2 separate regions of the Homo sapiens genome follow, and region 1 is linked to region 2. A link is a loop called in an ENCODE intact Hi-C map of the cell type or tissue named here. Cell type or tissue: PC-9. All regions are shown on one strand. Links, peaks and the distances in the headings refer to the core of each region. The heading gives the core; the rest is flanking DNA. Region 1 overlaps ZC3H4 (zinc finger CCCH-type containing 4). Region 2 has its middle 6.6 kb from the start of NPAS1.

Region 1 (8,327 bases), core at 175-8,174, 66 kb after region 2:
CGCAGTTTTCCCTTCTCCTAGCCATTAGCAATGGTATCTGGACCCTGGAACCCCAGGGTCCAATAAGAATGTGGCTTCATGGAGGAGGTGTGGAAAACGACGCGGTGGAACCCCTCTGTCCTTCTGAACCCTGATATTCCAGGGGTGGTCAGCGTGTGAACCAGCAGCACAGGGGGACCCGTGGAGGCAGAACCCGCATTCTGCCCTTTGAGCGTGGGCACCACCACCTGAGATGAGCCTTGCTGGGAGGGCCCAGAGCCTTGCGCCAGCTGCTTTCAACACTGCCACGGGCTCACTTCCTCCTGGCCCAAGGGCCCTTCCTCAACTGTGTGTGGGGCCATGGCTTGCGCTGCAGCTGCCACCCTGCATCTCCCTCCTCCTCCTCCTCTTCAGTCCCCACTGCCGCACATCCTGGGGCCGCCAGTGTCACCTCCTCACAAAGCCTCTTGAATGTCTGCCTCCTGAATAGAGCCCAGCTAGAGTCCTGGGCTCCCACACTTATTCTTCACGGCCTGATCCCCACGTGTGTGTGCGCACACACACATACACACACACACTCACACTCCCCATGTGTCATCAGCATCCGCCCAAGGACCTAACCCTGCCTCCTCAGCACCCCCAGTGCCTGGCACAAACAAGGCACAGAGATTTATTGAGTGAACGACTAAGCAAGGAACACAAACCAATGCATTCCCTGGAATCCAGAGGCTGGGTCCAGTGCAGAGGAGAAAGGAGCTCAGGCCCTGAATGGTTGACTCCACCATGGAGTCAACTGCGGAGTCAACCCAAACTGCCCATCGGTCCTGCCAGCACAGACCCTGTGGAGGGCACCTCTGTCCCTGGCCCCTCCACCAGCAAAGACACCAGCTGAGACAACTAGCACCCCGCTAGGTGCCAAAACCTCTCTAGCCAGGACAGACTATCAGTGATCACAGTTTCCAACAGTCAGTCACCTTCTGCAAGCAATAAGTAACACTTGTAGAGGTGCAGAGGCATGTGGGCTGAGCCCCATTAGGCCATGTGAATAAGCTCCAGGCCACTGGTCACCAACGCTGTTGCCTCGAACTGGAAACAACTCAAATGTCCTTCAACGGATGACTGGATAAACAAACACAGATCATCCGCTCAGTGGGACACTACACAGCAACAAATGGTAATGAACTGTTACTTGCAACAACGGGTGAACCTCAAAGGCTTCATGCCAAGTGCAAGAAGCCAGACTCAACACATGCACGCGTGCGCGCGCGCGCACACACACACACACACACACTCACACTCTTAAAGCCTGTTTACCCCATAATTCTATTTATATGATTTGCTTGAAAAAGCAAAACCAAAAGACAGACCCTGATCCACGGTTGCCAGGCACTGGAGATGTGGGGTGGCATTTACTATAAAGGACACAGCAGAGTTTCTGGGGTGATGGAATGGGTTTCCTAGATCCATCTTGTGGGGTGGTGACATGACTCAATGTGTTTGTCAAAACTCATAGAACCAGGCCAAGCGCAGTGGCTCACGCCTGTAATCCCAGCACTTTGGGAGGACGAGGTAGGTGGATTACGAGGTCAGGAGTTCAAGACCAGCCTGACCAAGATGGTGAAACCTTATCTCTACTAAAAATACAAAAATATTAGCTGGCCGGGCGCAGTGGCTCACACCTGTAATCCCAGCACTTTGGAAGGCAGAGCCGAGCAGATCACGAGGTCAGGAGTTCGAGACCAGCCTGATCAACATGGTGAAACCCTGTCTCTACTAAATATATAAAAATTAGCCGGGCGTGGTGGCACACACCTGTAATCCCAGCTACTCAGGAGGCTGAGGCAGGAGAATCGCTTGAACCTGGGAGGCGGAAACTACAGTGAGCCAAGGTTGCACCACTGCACTCCAGCCTGGGTGACAGAGCAAGACTCCGTCTCAAAAAAAAATTTTTTCAAAAAAACATTAGCTGGATGTGGTGGCGGGCCTCTGTAATCCCAGCTACTCAAGAGGCAGAGAACTGCTTGAACCTGGGAGGCGGAGGTTGCAGTGAGCCAACACTGCACTACTGCACTCCAGCCTGGACGACAGAGCGAGATTCCGTCTTGGAAAAAAAAAACAACTCACAGAACTATATATCAGGTGCGGTGGTTCATGCCTGTAATCCCAGCACTTTGGGAGGCCTGCGGGTGGATCACCTGAGGTCAGGTGTTCGAGACCAGCCTGGCTAACATGGTGAAACCCTGTCTCTACTAAAAATACAAAAATTAGCCAGGCGTGTGTCAGGCACCTGTAATCCCATCTATTCAGGAGGCTGAGACAGGAGAATCACTTGAACCCAGGAGGCGGAGGTTGCAGTGAGCCGAGATCGCATCATTGCACTCCAGCCTTGGCAACAAGAGTGAAACTCCGTCTTAAAAAAAAAAAAAAACTGGTACCAAAGAGGACACACAAAAACATAGATAAAATGCTAAGAACTGCTTAAAGCACTCAGATAAATTTAGAAGGTATGGATTCTCAGCTAGGCATGGTGGCTCACGCCCGTTATCCCAGCACTGTGGGAGGCCAAGGCGGGCGTGGATCACCTGAGGTTGGGAGTTCGAGACCAGCCTGACAAACGTGGAGAAACCCCGTCCCTACTAAAAACACAAAAAATGAGCCGGGCGTGATGGCACATGCCTGTAATCTCAGCTACTCAGGAGGCTGAGGCAGGAGAATCGCTTGAACCTGGGAGGCGGAGGTCGTGGTGAGCCAAGATCGCGCCACTGTGCTCCAGCCTGGGCAACAAGAGCAAAACTCCGTCTCAAACAAAAAAAAAAAAAAAAAAGAAGGTATGGATTTTCAGGAAAAAGGTCTGTGTGCATACTCCAAAGCAGAAATCTACAACCCTCTAAGTTTTGCAAACATCAAGTTTTGCTTTCAGAAAATATTGCTCTCTACAGAATTTACTTTTAACGGACTCAAGTACCATTATACTTAATCTCTGTTGGCTTCACAGGTGCCCACTTCCATGAAGCCAAGGGAGATCAAATATAATCCCAATGCCACTTAAAAAATTTTTTTTCCAGCCGTTGAAACTACATACAAAAAGCCCCCCTAAACTATCTCTATTTTTTTCATTATTTTTTATTATTTCCTAAAATTATGTTTGGCGATAAATGAGATATATTGTTAAAATTAATTTCACGAGGTAGGTGGCTTATTTCAGGTCAGGAGTTTGAAACCAGCCTGGCCAACATGATAAAACCTCATCTCTACTAAAAATACAAAAATTAGCCAGGCACGGACGGGCATGGTGGCTCACACCTGTAATCCCGGCACTTTGGGAGGCCAAGGCAGGAGAATCGCTTGAACCCAGGAGGCGGAGGTTGCAGTGAGCCGAGACCACGCCCACTGCACTCCAGCCTGGCAACAGAGCGAGACTCCGTTTCAAAAAAAACAAAAAATTAGCCAGGCGCATTGGTGCACACCTGTAACCCCAGCACTTTGGGAGGCCGGGGCGGGTGGATCACCTGTCGAGGTGGGTGGATCAGGAATTCGAGACCAGCCTGGCCAACATGGTGAAACCCTGTCTCTACTAAGAATACAAAACTAATCACGAATTTGAGACCAGCCTGGCCAACAGGGTGAAACCCTGTCTCTACTAAAAATACAAAACTCAGCTGGGCATGGTGGCTGGCACCTGTAATCCCAGCTACTCAGGAGGCTGAAACAGGAAATCACTTGAACCTGGAAGGCAGAGGTTGCAGTGAGCCGAGATGGTGCCATTGCACTTCAGCCTGGGCGAAAGAGTGAAACTCCGTCTCAAAAACAAACAAACAAAAATTAGCCGGGTGTGGTGGTGGGCGCCTGTAATCCCAGCTACTGTGGAGGCTGAGGCAGGAGAATCGCTTGAACCCAGAAGGCGAAGGTTGCGGTGAGCAGAGATCGCGCCATTGCACTCCAGCCTGGACAACAAAGCAAGACTCCATTTCATTTCCATTTTTTTTTTTTTGAGACAGAGTCTCGCTCTTGTTGCCCAGGCTGGAGTGCAATGGCACGATCTCAGCTCACCGCAACCACCGCCTCCCGGGTTCAAGCGATTCTCCTGCCTCAGCCTCTCGAGTAGCTGGGATTACAGGTATGCACCACCTTGCCTGGCTAATTCTGTATTTTTAGTAGAGATGGGGTTTCTCCATGTTGGTCAGGCTGGTCTTGAATTCCCAACCTCAGGTGATCCGTCTGCCTCGGCATCCCACAGTGGGGGGGTTACAGGAGTGAGCCACTGCGCCTGGCCAGACGCCACTTCAAAAAAGAAAAAAAAAGTAATTTCACCTGTTTCTTTTTACTTTTTTTTTTTTTTTTAATGTGGCTACTGGAAAATTTTAAATGAATGATGTGATTCTGTGGTGCTCCTGTGGGCAGCACTGGCCTGAAGCACAAACCTGGAGCCTCCAGCAGGGGGCAGTCCTCAGTCAGAGATCAGTGAGTCCTCCCAAGGAGCCGTGAGGCCTGACTGGCCACTGCTTCCCCTGTCAAACAGCTCAGACCCTAGGTATGTACTGATTACATAACCCTGGGGCATGCCAGGCGCTGTGGCTCACACTTGTAATCCCAGCGATTTGGGAGGCCAAGGTGGGCGGATCACAAGGTCAGTAGTTCGAGACCAACCTGGCCAACATGGTGAAACCCCGTCTCTACTGAAAATAGCTGGGCGCAGCGGCATGCGCCTGTAGTCCCAGCTACTCGGGAGGCTGAGGCAGGACAAACGCTTGAACCCAGGAGGTAGAGGTTGCAGGGAGCCGAGATTGTGCCACTGCACTCCAGCCTGGGTGACAGAGTGAGACTCTGTATCAAAAAACAAACAAAACAAAAAAACCCTAGGGCAGCAGGCTCCCCGGAGGGACTTGCCTTTTCCTACAGGCGCCCTGCCAACGAGGAATGGACATTCTCCTACGTCTGCTTGCATGGGGCTTCCCCTGCACCCCTCACAGGGGTGCCCCTGCCACCAGTTAACAAGACAGTCACTGACAGATGGACTCTGGAAGCCGGCAGATGTGCTGATGCCTTGATCCTTTCCACTGTCAAAAAAAATAGCCAATCTCCTAGAACCTCCTTGTGAACTAGAAGGCAGGAAAGCTTCATTTGAAAGGGCACCAGTTCCCGTACCCACTCACTCCCCAGATGAATCAGGAAACTCAGGACTGATGTTTGGGTATTTAACCCTAACCCAAGGTCCTCAGCCTGACTCCTCAGGGAGGACAACTGATGCCAGGATGAGTTTCAAATGTCACCTGGCTAGTGGGGAAGCCCTGACACCTCCCCCAAGGGAGCCTTCCCCTTTAGAGACCCCCAACTTCCCTCTATTTTCTCTAATGCATAATGGGGGCCCTGAGAGTTGCAAAGAAACGTTTGACTTTTCCACCAAAATACAATCCTTGCCTCGTCTTTGTGTATCTTTGGTTTTTTGTGGTCTTTCTTGGAGATGGCGTCTTGCTCTGTTACCCAGGCTGGAGTGCAGTGGCATGATCATGGCTCACTGCAGCCTCAATCTCCTGGACTCAACAGATCCTCCCACCTCAGCCTCTCGAGTAGCTGGGACCATAGGCATGTGCCACAATACCTGGCTAATTTTTTTTTTTTTTTTGAGACACAGTCTCACTCTGTTGCACAGGCTGGATGGAATGCAGTGGTGTGATCTCAGCTCACTGCAACCTCTGCCTCCTAAGTAGCTGGGACTACACGCATGTGCCACCACAACTAGCTAATTTTTATATTTTTAGTAGCAATGAGGTTTTGCCATGTTGGCCAGGCAGGTCTTGAGAACCTGGCCTCAGGTGATCTGCCCGCCTCAGACTCCCACAGTGCTGAGATTACAAGCGTGAGCCACCACACTCGGTTAAGTTTTTTGTATTTTTTTTTTAAGAGACGGGGTTTTGCCATGTTGCCCTAAGTACAACTGATCTGCCTGCCTTGGCCTCCCAAAGTGCTGGGATTACAGGCATAAACCACTGCACCCAGCCCAGCCAATTTTTTTTAATTTATTTTTAGTAGAAACAACGTCTTGCTACATGCCTAGGCTGGTCTTGAACTCCTGAGCTCAACTGATCCTCCTGCCTCGGCCTCCCAAAGTGCTGGGGTTACAGGTGATTCGTGTATCTTTGTGTATTGTGAGCTCTCTCTAAATGACACCTAAGAGATCACGATTCATGCTTGGAGGCCCATCAGGCAGCATTCCTTTCATTTGGTCATGCCCCAGGGGAAACAGCAAAAGCTTGTCCTGGCCTAAGACAACACATGTGACCACCTCAACTCCTTGCAGAAGAGGACACAGTGCCCGTGTCCTCCTTAGAATGGCCCAATTCCAGATCAACCAAACTGGGCACTGCAGAGGCTGGACAGGCAGGCCACAGCACTGAGGCAATGGAGTGCGCATGTCCCAGTTCCTGTAGCCGGGGGCCCCGTTACCCCCGGACATTACCTTATCCAAGAGCTCCCTCGTCTCTTCGGTCAGAGGGTCGTGGGAAAACATGCAGTCGTCACCATTGATGCAGTTCCCAGTGGTGTGGTACAGCTTACACGGGAAATCACGTTCATGGCAAATTAAGGTAAATGCTTCATCTCACAGAACGCCCCCCTCCCCCACCACAGACCCAAGGCAGAATCCAGCTCCCTTTGTTTTGGAGATAAGAAATCTGAGCCCAGAGAGGTGAGGCGATGTGCTAAGGGCTGCTCAGTGGGTTGGCAGGAAATCCACGGAGAGACCCCGGCACTCCAGACTGCAGGGCACTTCCAGCCCCACTACACTGGCTGGGGGCTGCGTCCTCAGATGGTCAACCAGACTAGGGAAGTTAAATGACTCACCCAAGGTATAAAACCACCTGGAAGAATCTCAGCCAATGGTATGGGCCAGTCTTGAGAGCCTATGTAAACAGAACATGCTCCATGTGCATCTCAGTTTACTCCCTGGAAGGATGGGAAAGACAGACCCCTCTGAGGGCGGACGTGAGTGTTAAATGAGATGGAGACTCACAGAAAGCTCTTGGCACAGAGAGAAAGCACAGAGAAGGAAGATTGGCTGTTACTACCACCATCAAGGAGCAGAGAAGTTCTGCGCCCTCATTCAGACCAGATGCTGGCACTAAAGGATATCGTGCATATAAGGGCAGTTCTCAGCTCTGGCGCAAAATCCAGTGATGTAAAACTTGCACAGTTCTCGCTTCTTTGGGAGTTCGATGTCATGGCTAAAATTACAGTGGTCTCCCTAGAAGAGAAGCAACAAAAACATAAGGTGGTGGCGTGGGAAGCTCTTGCTTACTTCTGTCTGCAAAGGGAAGAAATACTGTCACTGCTGGTGCATGGAGGGGCCAATGACAGAAACGAATCCCCCTTAGGAAAGGAAGACAGGTGTAGGAAGGGCAGGTCCCAAAGGCTGTTGGGACTAATTTTTTAAATATTTTTTTGTAGAGACAGGTCTCACTATGTTGCCCAGGCTGGTCTCAAACTCCTGGGTTCAAGTGATCCTCCCACTTTGGCCTCCCAAAGCGCTGGGATTATAGCCATGAGCCACCAAGCCTGGGTACTTCCTGAATTTAAAGAAAAGCCTTTTGTCCATTTTTCTTCCTCCCAGACCTTGGATGTGATGCTCGGAGGCACAGCAACCACCGTGTAACCATGAGGACAAAAGCCATATGTTTAAAGATGGCAGAATAGTAAGCAGGAATGAGCCTAGGTCCCCCAGGGTACCCCTGACCACTGCGCTGCCAGCTACTGCCCACCCAGCTCCAGACTCCTGGTTCTGAGAGACAAATGTCTATGTGTTGAAGCCAATTTTGTTAAGTTTTCCTTTATTTCCGGTTGAACACAGTCTCAACGACACAATACCTAGGTGAAATCCAGGATTGTGTTCTCCATTCTTCATCATTCAGTCCTCAGGAATCACTCACCATAACCGTGAACTGAAGACAGAAGCTGATCTGTCCCCCTTTTACGAATGCCTATTCATTTGTCTTAATTTATTTACTTATTTTTGAGACAGAGTCTGGCTCTGTCGCCCAGGCTGGAGTGCAATGGCACGATCTTGACTCACTGCAACCTCCACCACCCAGGTTCAAGCGATTCTCCTGCCTCAGCGTCCCAAGTAGCTGGGAGGCTGAGGAAGGAGAATGGCATGAATCCAGGAGGCAGAGCTTGCAGTGAGGCAGAACTTGCAGTGAGGCGAGATCACACCACTGCACTCCAGCCTGGGCGACAGAGAGAGACTCGGTCTAAAAAAAATTAAAAAAAAAAAAAGAGAGAGAGAGAGAGAGAGATGGGGTCTATGTTGCCCAGGGTGTATTCATTTGTTCTTGCTTATATGTATTTCAAGTTTC
Region 2 (8,327 bases), core at 49-8,048:
TCCCTCTCCGTCTCCCTCTCCCTCTCCCCACGGTCTCCCTCTCCCTCTCTTTCCACGGTCTCCCTCTGATGCCGAGCCGAAGCTGGACAGTACTGCTGCCATCTCAGCTCACTGCAACCTCCCTGCCTGATTCTCCTGACTCAGCCTGCGGAGTGCCTGCGATTGCAGGCTCGCGCCGCCACGCCTGACTGGTTTTGGTGGAGACGGGGTTTCGCTGTGTTGGCCGGGCCGGTCTCCAGCCCCTAACCGCAAGTGATCCGCCAGCCTCGGCCTCCCAAGGTGCCGGGATTGCAGACGGAGTCTCATTCACTCAGTGCTCAATGGTGCCCAGGCTGGAGTGCAGTGGCGTGATCTCGGCTCGCTACAGCCTCCACCTCCCAGCCGCCTGCCTTGGCCTCCCAAAGTGCCGAGATTGCAGCCTCTGCCCGGCTGCCACCCCGTCTGGGAAGTGAGGAGCGTCTCTGCCTGGCCGCCCATCGTCTGGGATGTGAGGAGCCCCTCTGCCTGGCTGCCCAGTCTGGAAAGTGAGGAGCGTCTCCGCCCGGCCGCCATCCCACCTAGGAAGTGAGGAGCACCTCTTCCCGGCCGCCATCACATCTAGGAAGTGAGGAGCGTCTCTGCCCGGCCGCCCATCGTCTGAGATGTGGGGAGCGCCTCTGCCCCGCCGCCCCGTCTGGGATGTGAGGAGCACCTCTGCCCGGCTGCGACCCGGTCTGGGAGGTGAGGAGCATCTCTGCCCGGCCGCCCCGTCTGAGAAGTGAGGAGCCCCTCCGCCCGGCAGCCGCCCCGTCTGAGAAGTGAGGAGCCTCTCCGCCCGACAGCCACCCAGTCTGGGAAGTGAGGAGCGTCTCCGCCCGGCAGCCACCCCGTCCGGGAGGGAGGTGGGGGGGTCAGCACCCCGCCCGGCCAGCCGCCCCGTCCGGGAGGTGAGGGGCGCCTCTGCCCGGCCGCCCCTACTGGGAAGTGAGGAGCCCCTCTGCCCGGCCACCACCCTGTCTGGGAGGTGTGCCCAACAGCTCATTGAGAACGGGCCAGGATGACAATGGCGGTTTTGTGGAATAGAAAGGCGGGAAAGGTGGGGAAAAGATTGAGAAATCGGATGGTTGCCGTGTCTGTGTAGAAAGAAGTAGACATGGGAGACTTTTCATTTTGTTTTGTACTAAGAAAACTTCTTCTGCTGTGGGATCCTGTTGATCTGTGACCTTACCCCCAACCCTGTGCTCTCTGAAACATCTGCTGTGTCCACTCAGGGTTAAATGGATTAAGGGCGGTGCAAGATGTGCTTTGTTAAACAGATGCTTGAAGGCAGCATGCTCGTTAAGAGTCATCACCACTCCCTAATCTCAAGTACCCAGGGACACAAACACTGCGGAAGGCCGCAGGGTCCTCTGCCTAGGAAAACCAGAGACCTTTGTTCACTTGTTTATCTGCTGACCTTCCCTCCACTATTGTCCTATGACCCTGCCAAATCCCCCTCTGTGAGAAACACCCGAGAATTATCAATAAAAAATAAATAAATTAAAAAAAAAAAATACAAAATTAGCCAGGCGTGGTGGCGCATGCCTGTAATCCCAGCTACTCGGGAGGCTGAGGTGGGAGGATCACTTGAACTCAGGAAGTTCAAGGTTGCAGTGAGCCAAGATCGTACCACTGCACTCCAGCCTGGGCAACAGAGCCAGACCCTGTCTAAAAAAAAGAAAGAAAAAAAAAGTACTTTTCTCGGTGTGTTATTCATTCAGGCTGGGGCACACAGACATTAAACAAATCCCTGCCCGGAGCTGACATCCTAGTGGAAGGAACACAGTAAACAAATGAATGTGGCCATTATTTAGGCAGGACCGAGGAGTTAACGAGGATTCAGTTGTTGGGAGCACTTGCCTCAGTTGCAAAACTTAACAGAACACGAAAGAGACTTCAGTCATCAACATAAAAATATTTCAGCACAATGTTTTCAAAAAGCAAAGTTGCTGTTAGCCTAATACTGCTCTAAAAAAAAAATGTCAGCCACGCGTGGTGGCTCATGCCTGTAATCCCAGCACTTTGGGAAGCCTAGGCAGGCGGATCACAAGGTCAAGAGATCAAGACCATCCTGGCCAACATGGTGAAACCCCGTCTGTACTAAAAATACAAAAATTAGCTGGGCGTAGTGGTGTGCGCCTGTAGTCCCAGCTACTCGGGAGGCTGAGGCAGGAGAATTACTTGAACCCGGGAGGTGGAGGTTGCAGTGAGCTGAGATCACGCCACTGCACTCCAGCCTGGGTGACAGAGCAAGACTCCATCTCAAAAAAAAAAACAATACAAAACAAACCAAAAAAATTGTTTGTCTTGGTTGGGTGCACTGGCTCATGCCTGTAATCCCAGCACTTTGGAGTTCAAGATGGGAGGATCACTTGAGCCCAGCAGTCTGAGACCAGCCTGGGCAATAGAGTGAGACTCCGACTCTACAAAAAAATTCTTTAAAAATTAGCTGAGCAGGCCAGGCGAGGTGGCTTACACCTGTAATCCAAGCATTTCTGGGAGGCTGAGGCGGGTGGATCACCTGAGTTCAGGAGTTCGAGAGCAGCCTGGCCAACATGGCAAAACCCCGTCTCGATTTAAAATAGAAAAATTAGCTGGGTGTGGTGGCGCATGCCTGTAGTTCCAGCTACTCAGGCAGCTGAGGCAGGAGAATCGCTTGAACCTGAGAGGTGGAGGGTGCAGTGAGCCGAGATCATGCCACTACACTCCAGCCTGGGCGACAGAGCAAGACTCCATCTCAAAAAAAAAAAAAAAGCCAGGCGCGGCAGCTCACACCTGTAATCCCAGAACTTTGGGAGGCCGAGGCAGGCGTATCACCTGAGGTCAGTTCAAGACCAGCCTGACCAACATGGTGAAACCCTGTCTCTACTAAAAATACAAAATTAGCCAGGCATGGTGGTACATGCCTGTAATCCCAGCTACTCGGGAAGCTGAGAGAGAAGAATCGCTTGAACCCAGGAGGCAGAGGTTGCAGTGAGCCAAGATTGTACCATTGCACTCCAGCCTCAGCAACAAGAGGGAAACTCCCTCTCGAAGAAAAAAAAAAAATTAGCTGGGCATGGCAGCACATGCCTGTAGTCCCAGCTACTCAGGAGGTCGACGTGGGAAGATCGCAGGAGGTTGAGGCTGCATTAAGACAAGATTCTGCCACTGCACTCCAGCATGGGTGACAGAGTGAGACCCCATCTCAAAATAAATAAATAAAAGTCTTTTGGGCCAGGCGTGGTGGCTTATGCCTACAATCCTAGCATTTTGGGAGGCCGAGGTGAGTGGATCGCCTGAGGTCAGGAGTTCCACAGCAGCCTGACCAACATGGAGAAACCCCGTCTCTACTAAAAATACAAAATTAGCCGGGTGTGGTGGCGCATGCCTGTAATCCCAGCTACTCGGGAGACTGGGGCAGGAGAATGGCTTGAACCCAGGAGGCGGAGGTTGTCGTGAGCCGAGATGGCACCATTGCACTCCAGCCTGGACAACAAGAGCGAAACTCCATCTCAAAAAAAGAGACTTGTTTAAAAAATCAAAATTAGTGCAAAAAAACCAAATCCATGATGAACAAACTATCAATATTTTAAATAAAGACGAATCAGTAAGAGTGTCAAGTGAGTCACATTGGAGCCTGAGGCTAAAGGAGAAATCAGTTAAGACTGAGCCTGGATTCTGGGAGTCCAGCAAGGAGGTAACTACGATAGTCCAGGAGTGAAACGGTGGCGGATTAGACCAGAGAAGGACGGTGATAGTGGAAAGAACAGGGAATTCCAGGTATCTTGAAGGTCAAGGCTACAGAATTTGTTGAAGATGGCATGAGACTGGGGCAGAGAGAAGGTGCAGATGACGCCAGGGTTGCCGCATACGACAGTGTGAGTATCTGATTATCCTTTGTCTTCCCCACTTTCCTGTGAAACCTACGAGGGCGGGAGCTGTGCCTCCCAAGCCGCAGCCAGCACCCAGCATTCGCTCCAGGGCTCCAGGCCAACTGCCCTGGTGGAGAATGAGCTGTGTTACTCCGCGCGGCCACCAGGGGTCAGCAGAGCGCCGCCCTGCCCAGCCATGGCCATCCCGGGAAGAGTAGAAAGCCCGGATGGCGGCTTTTTAGGAAGTAAGGCCGGATTAGAAGGAGAAGCAGCAGGGACTGAGGAGGAGGCGGGTTCTGAGAAATGGGGCTGGAAGCGAAGTGTCCCAGGAGCTGGCCGAGAAGCAGGGGAATGAGCTACTGTTTCTGTCACTGCATCCATCCACCCATTTATTCCACCATTCAGTCACAGGCCACTCAGGGCCTTGCAGAGCCGGGTGAGAAACTCAGTGTGTCCTGAGGGCACTGGGGAGACAAGACTGGGTCCGATTTGCAGGAGCTGAGAGGAGGGGAAGAAAGTAGAGATTCAGGACATGCAAGCTCACAGCCAACCTGCCTCCCAGGTGGGCCTGAAGAGCATGCAATTAACATAAATGTTAGCAAAACAAATAATATTGGCCGGGCACGGAGGCTCACACCTGTAATCCTAGTGCTTTGGGAGGCTGAGGTGGGAGGATTGCTCGAGGCCAGGAGTTCGAGTCTGCAGTGAGCGACGATTGTGCTACGCACTCCAGTCTGGGAGACAGAGCAAGACCCCATCTCTACAAAACATACAAAAAGTTAATCAGGAGTGGTGGCGCATACCTGTGGTCCCAGCTACTTAGGAGGCTGACATGGGAGGATCACCTGAGTCCGGGAGGTAGAGGCTGCAGTGAGCCGTAATCACATCACTGCACTCCAGCCTCGGTGAAAGAGTGAGACCCTGCATAAAAAAAAAAAAATACAAGTAATATTAAATTAATAAAAGCTAACAATCATTGGACCCTTACGAGATAGCAGGCCTTGTTTTAATCGCTTTTCACCATCAATTTTCTTTTTCTTTTTCTTTTTCTTTTTCTTTTTTTTTTCTGAGACTGAGTCTTGCTCTGTCACCCAGGGTGGAGTGCAGTGGTATGATTTTGGCTCACTGCAACCTCTGCCTCCCGGGTTCAAGCGATCCTCCAGCCTCAGCCTCCTGAGATCTGGGATTACAGGCGCCCGCCACCATGCCTGGCTAATTTCTGTAATTTTTTTAGTAGAGACAGGTTTCACCATGTTGACTAGGCTGGTCTTGAACTCCTGACCTCAAGTGATCCACCCGCCTCAGCCTCCCAAAGTGCTGGGATTACAGGCGTGAGCCACTGCACCAGGCTTGTGTTTTGTTTTTGAGACAGGGTGTTGCTCTGTCTCCCAGGGCTGGAGTTCAGTGGCACAATCACAGCTCACTGCAGCCTCAATCTCCTGGGATCAAGGGACCCTCCTGCCTCAGCCTCCTGAGTAGCTGGGACTACAGGGGTGCACCACCACACTCAGCTAATTTTTGTATTTTTTTGTAGAGAGGGTTTCACCATGCTGCCCAGGCTGGTCTCGATCTCCTGGGCTCAAGTAATCCTCCCTCCTTGGCCTCCAAAGTGTTCGGACTACAGGCATGCACCACCTCACCCCTCACCCAGCCCTTTTCTTCTTTTTTTTTTTTTTTTTTTTTTTTGAGATGGAGTCTTGCTCTGTTGCCCAGGCTGGAGTGCAGTGGCCTAATCTCAGCTCACTGCAAGCTCTGCCTCCCAGGTTCACGCCATTCTCCTGCCTCAGCCTCCCGAGTAGCTGGGACTACAGGCACATGCCCGGCTAATTTTTTTGTATTTTAAGTAGAGACGGGGTTTCACCGTGTTAGCCAGGATGGTCTCGATCTCCTGACCTCATGATCCGCCTGCCTCAGCCTCCCAAAGTGCTGGGATTACAAGCATGAGCCACCACACCCAACCTTCTTTTTTTTTTTTTTTTTGAGACAAGAGTCTGGCTCTGTTGCCCAGGCTGGAGTGCAGTGGCGCGATCTCGGCTCACTGCAACCTCTGTCTCTGGGGTTCAAGCGATTCTTCTGCCTCAGCCTCCCAAGTAGCTGGGATTACAAATGTGTGGCACCATGTCCAGCTAATTTTTGTATTTTTAGTAGAGATGGGGTTTTGCCATGTTGGCCAGGCTGGTTTTTTGTTTTTTTGTTTTGTTTTGTTTTGTTTTGTTTGAGACGGAGTTTTGCTCTTGTTGCCCCAGACTGGAGTGCAATGGCACCATCTCAGCTCAGGCTCACCGCAACCTCCGCTCCTGGGTTCAAGCAATTCTCCTGCCTCAGCCTCCCAAGTACCTGGGATTACAGGCATGAGCCACCACACCTGGTTAATTTTGTATTTTTAGTAGAGATGGGGTTTCTCCATGTTGGTCAGGCTGGTCTCGAACTCCCGACCTCAGGTGATCTGCCCGCCTCGGCCTCCCAAAGTGCTGGAATTACAGGTGTGAGCCACCATACCTGGCCGATAAATATTTGTTGAATGAATTCATTGAATGCTGACAGCAACTCCACGAGGAATGCCTTGGGGCTTGTTTTCCTATTATTTATCTGTGAATAAGCACTCTATTGAGATTGTTCCCACGCCATACATTTTACACGTTTAAAGTTGTGTTTAGCAGAGTTAGGGGTTTTTTAGTGTATTCACAGACGCGCAACCATCACCACAGTCCATTTTAGAACATTTTCATCACCCAAAAAGCAAGCATGCAGCCATTAGCAGTCACTCTCCATTCCCCGGTATTAGTTTGCTGGGACTGCCAAAACCAAGGACCGCAAACTGGGCGGCTTGAAACAACAGAAGTGTCTTCTCTCGCAGTTGCCAGAGGCTGGAAGTCCGAGATCAATCAGGGTGTCGGCAGGGCTGGTTGCTTTTTTTTTTTTTTTTTTTTTTAATTTGAGATGGAGTCTCACTCTGCTGCCCAGGCTGGAGTGCAGTGATTTAATCTCGGCTCACTACAACCTCCACCTCCCAGGTTCAAGCAATTCTCCTGCCTCAGCCTCCTGAGTAGCTGAGATTACAGGTGTGAGCCACCACGCCTGGCTAATTTTTGTATTTTTAGGAGAGACAGTGTTTCCCAGTATTGGCGAGGCTGGTCTTGAATTCTTGACCTCAAGTGATCCGCCCACCTTGGCCTCCCAAGCTGCTGGGATTACAGGCTTGAGCCACCGTGCCCAGCCTCTTTCTGAGGCTGTGAAAGAGAATCAGTCAGTCTGTAATCCTAGCACTTTGGGAGGCTGAGGCAGACAGATCATGAGGTCAGGAGTTTGAGACCAGCCTGACTAACATGGTGAAAACCCGTCTCTACTAAAAATACAAAAATTAGCCGGGCATGGTGGTGCATGCCTGTAATCTCAACTGCTCGAGAGGCTGAGGCAGGAGAATCACTTGAACCCTGGAGGCAGAGGTTGCAGTGAGCCGAGATCGTGCCACTGCGCTCCAGCCTAGGCAACAGAGTAAGACTCTGTCTCGAAAAATTAAATTAAATTAAATTAAATTAAAATTAAAATAATAATTATAAGCCCATTACAGGCCAACATAAATATTTTATGAAAAATATATTTTCCAATTAAAAAAAAAGTTAGTGAAGGGAGTGGCATTCTTTTACATTTTTGCAAATCTCTTTAACGTCCAGCTTTTATAGAAGATGGCTGGACCTTGGGCTGGGCACTGTGCTTACGCCTGTGATCCCAGCACTTTGGGAGGCTGAGGTGGGAAGACTGCTTGAGGCCAAGAGTTCAAGACAAGCCTGGGCAACATAGCAAGACCTCAAAAAAAAAAGAAAGAAAAAGAAAGAAAGAAAAGAAAAGAAAAGGAAAGAGAGAGAGAAAGAAAGAAAGAAAGAAAGAAAGAAAGAAAGAAAGAAAGAAAGAAAGAAAGAAAGAGAAAGAAAAAGAAAGAAAGAAAGAAGGGAAGGAAGGAAGGAATAACAGTAAGAAGAAGATGGCTGGGCCTCACGGCTGCTTCTGCATTTGGTCTGTTGTGATATCACACATCACACAGCATCTGGAAATCTCCACCAGACAACAGAATGAAGTGAAAAAGGCAGAAAATGTCTCGGTATGAAAATTTGACCCAGCACACCGAAGAGACCAGTTCTCAGGTCACATTGAGACCTTCTAAAATAAACTTATTTTATCTTCACTATGATGCTATGAGGTGGGTACTAGAATTAAAATATCCTCATTCTACAAGGGAGAAAACGAAGGCCCAGAGAGGTGAAGTTACTTGCCCAGAGTCATACAGCAGTAAATGGCAGAGCTGAGGTTTCAACACCACCAATTACTCTTAACCTCACAAAATCCATGTGTAGGCCAGGCATGGTGGCTCACGCCTGTAATCCCAGCACTTTGGGAGGCTGAGGCGGGCAGGTCACAATGAGGTCAGGAGTTTGAGACCAGCCTGACCAACATGGT

Evidence for each region. A loop is a pair of places that touch in the nucleus more often than their neighbours do. Peaks named below come from ENCODE experiments on the same cell type or tissue, not always from the same donor. Only the 100,000 strongest peaks of a DNase experiment are listed, where the experiment ranks them.
Region 1: it touches region 2 in a loop (10-fold over the local background); 11 of 110 quality-filtered maps call a loop at or near these places.

Annotation. Positions count from the first base shown.
Region 1 is chr19:47,075,077-47,083,403 of GRCh38, forward strand. It overlaps ZC3H4 (zinc finger CCCH-type containing 4), which reads right to left. Exons shown (of 15, transcript NM_015168.2): 10 at 7,108-7,219; 11 at 6,437-6,546. Among named protein-coding and RNA genes, the nearest start is that of TMEM160, 31 kb to the left of the region's middle. In PC-9, for the core only: CTCF peaks have their summits at 4,406 (motif pointing right) and 4,607; a DNase peak (open chromatin) is centred at 4,495; H3K27ac peaks cover 451 bases.
Region 2 is chr19:47,009,105-47,017,431 of GRCh38, forward strand. No RefSeq gene overlaps it. Among named protein-coding and RNA genes, the nearest start is that of NPAS1, 6.6 kb to the right of the region's middle. RefSeq lists a silencer at 2,297-2,510. In PC-9, for the core only: CTCF peaks have their summits at 4,047 (motif pointing right) and 4,250; a DNase peak (open chromatin) is centred at 4,037; H3K4me3 peaks cover 568 bases.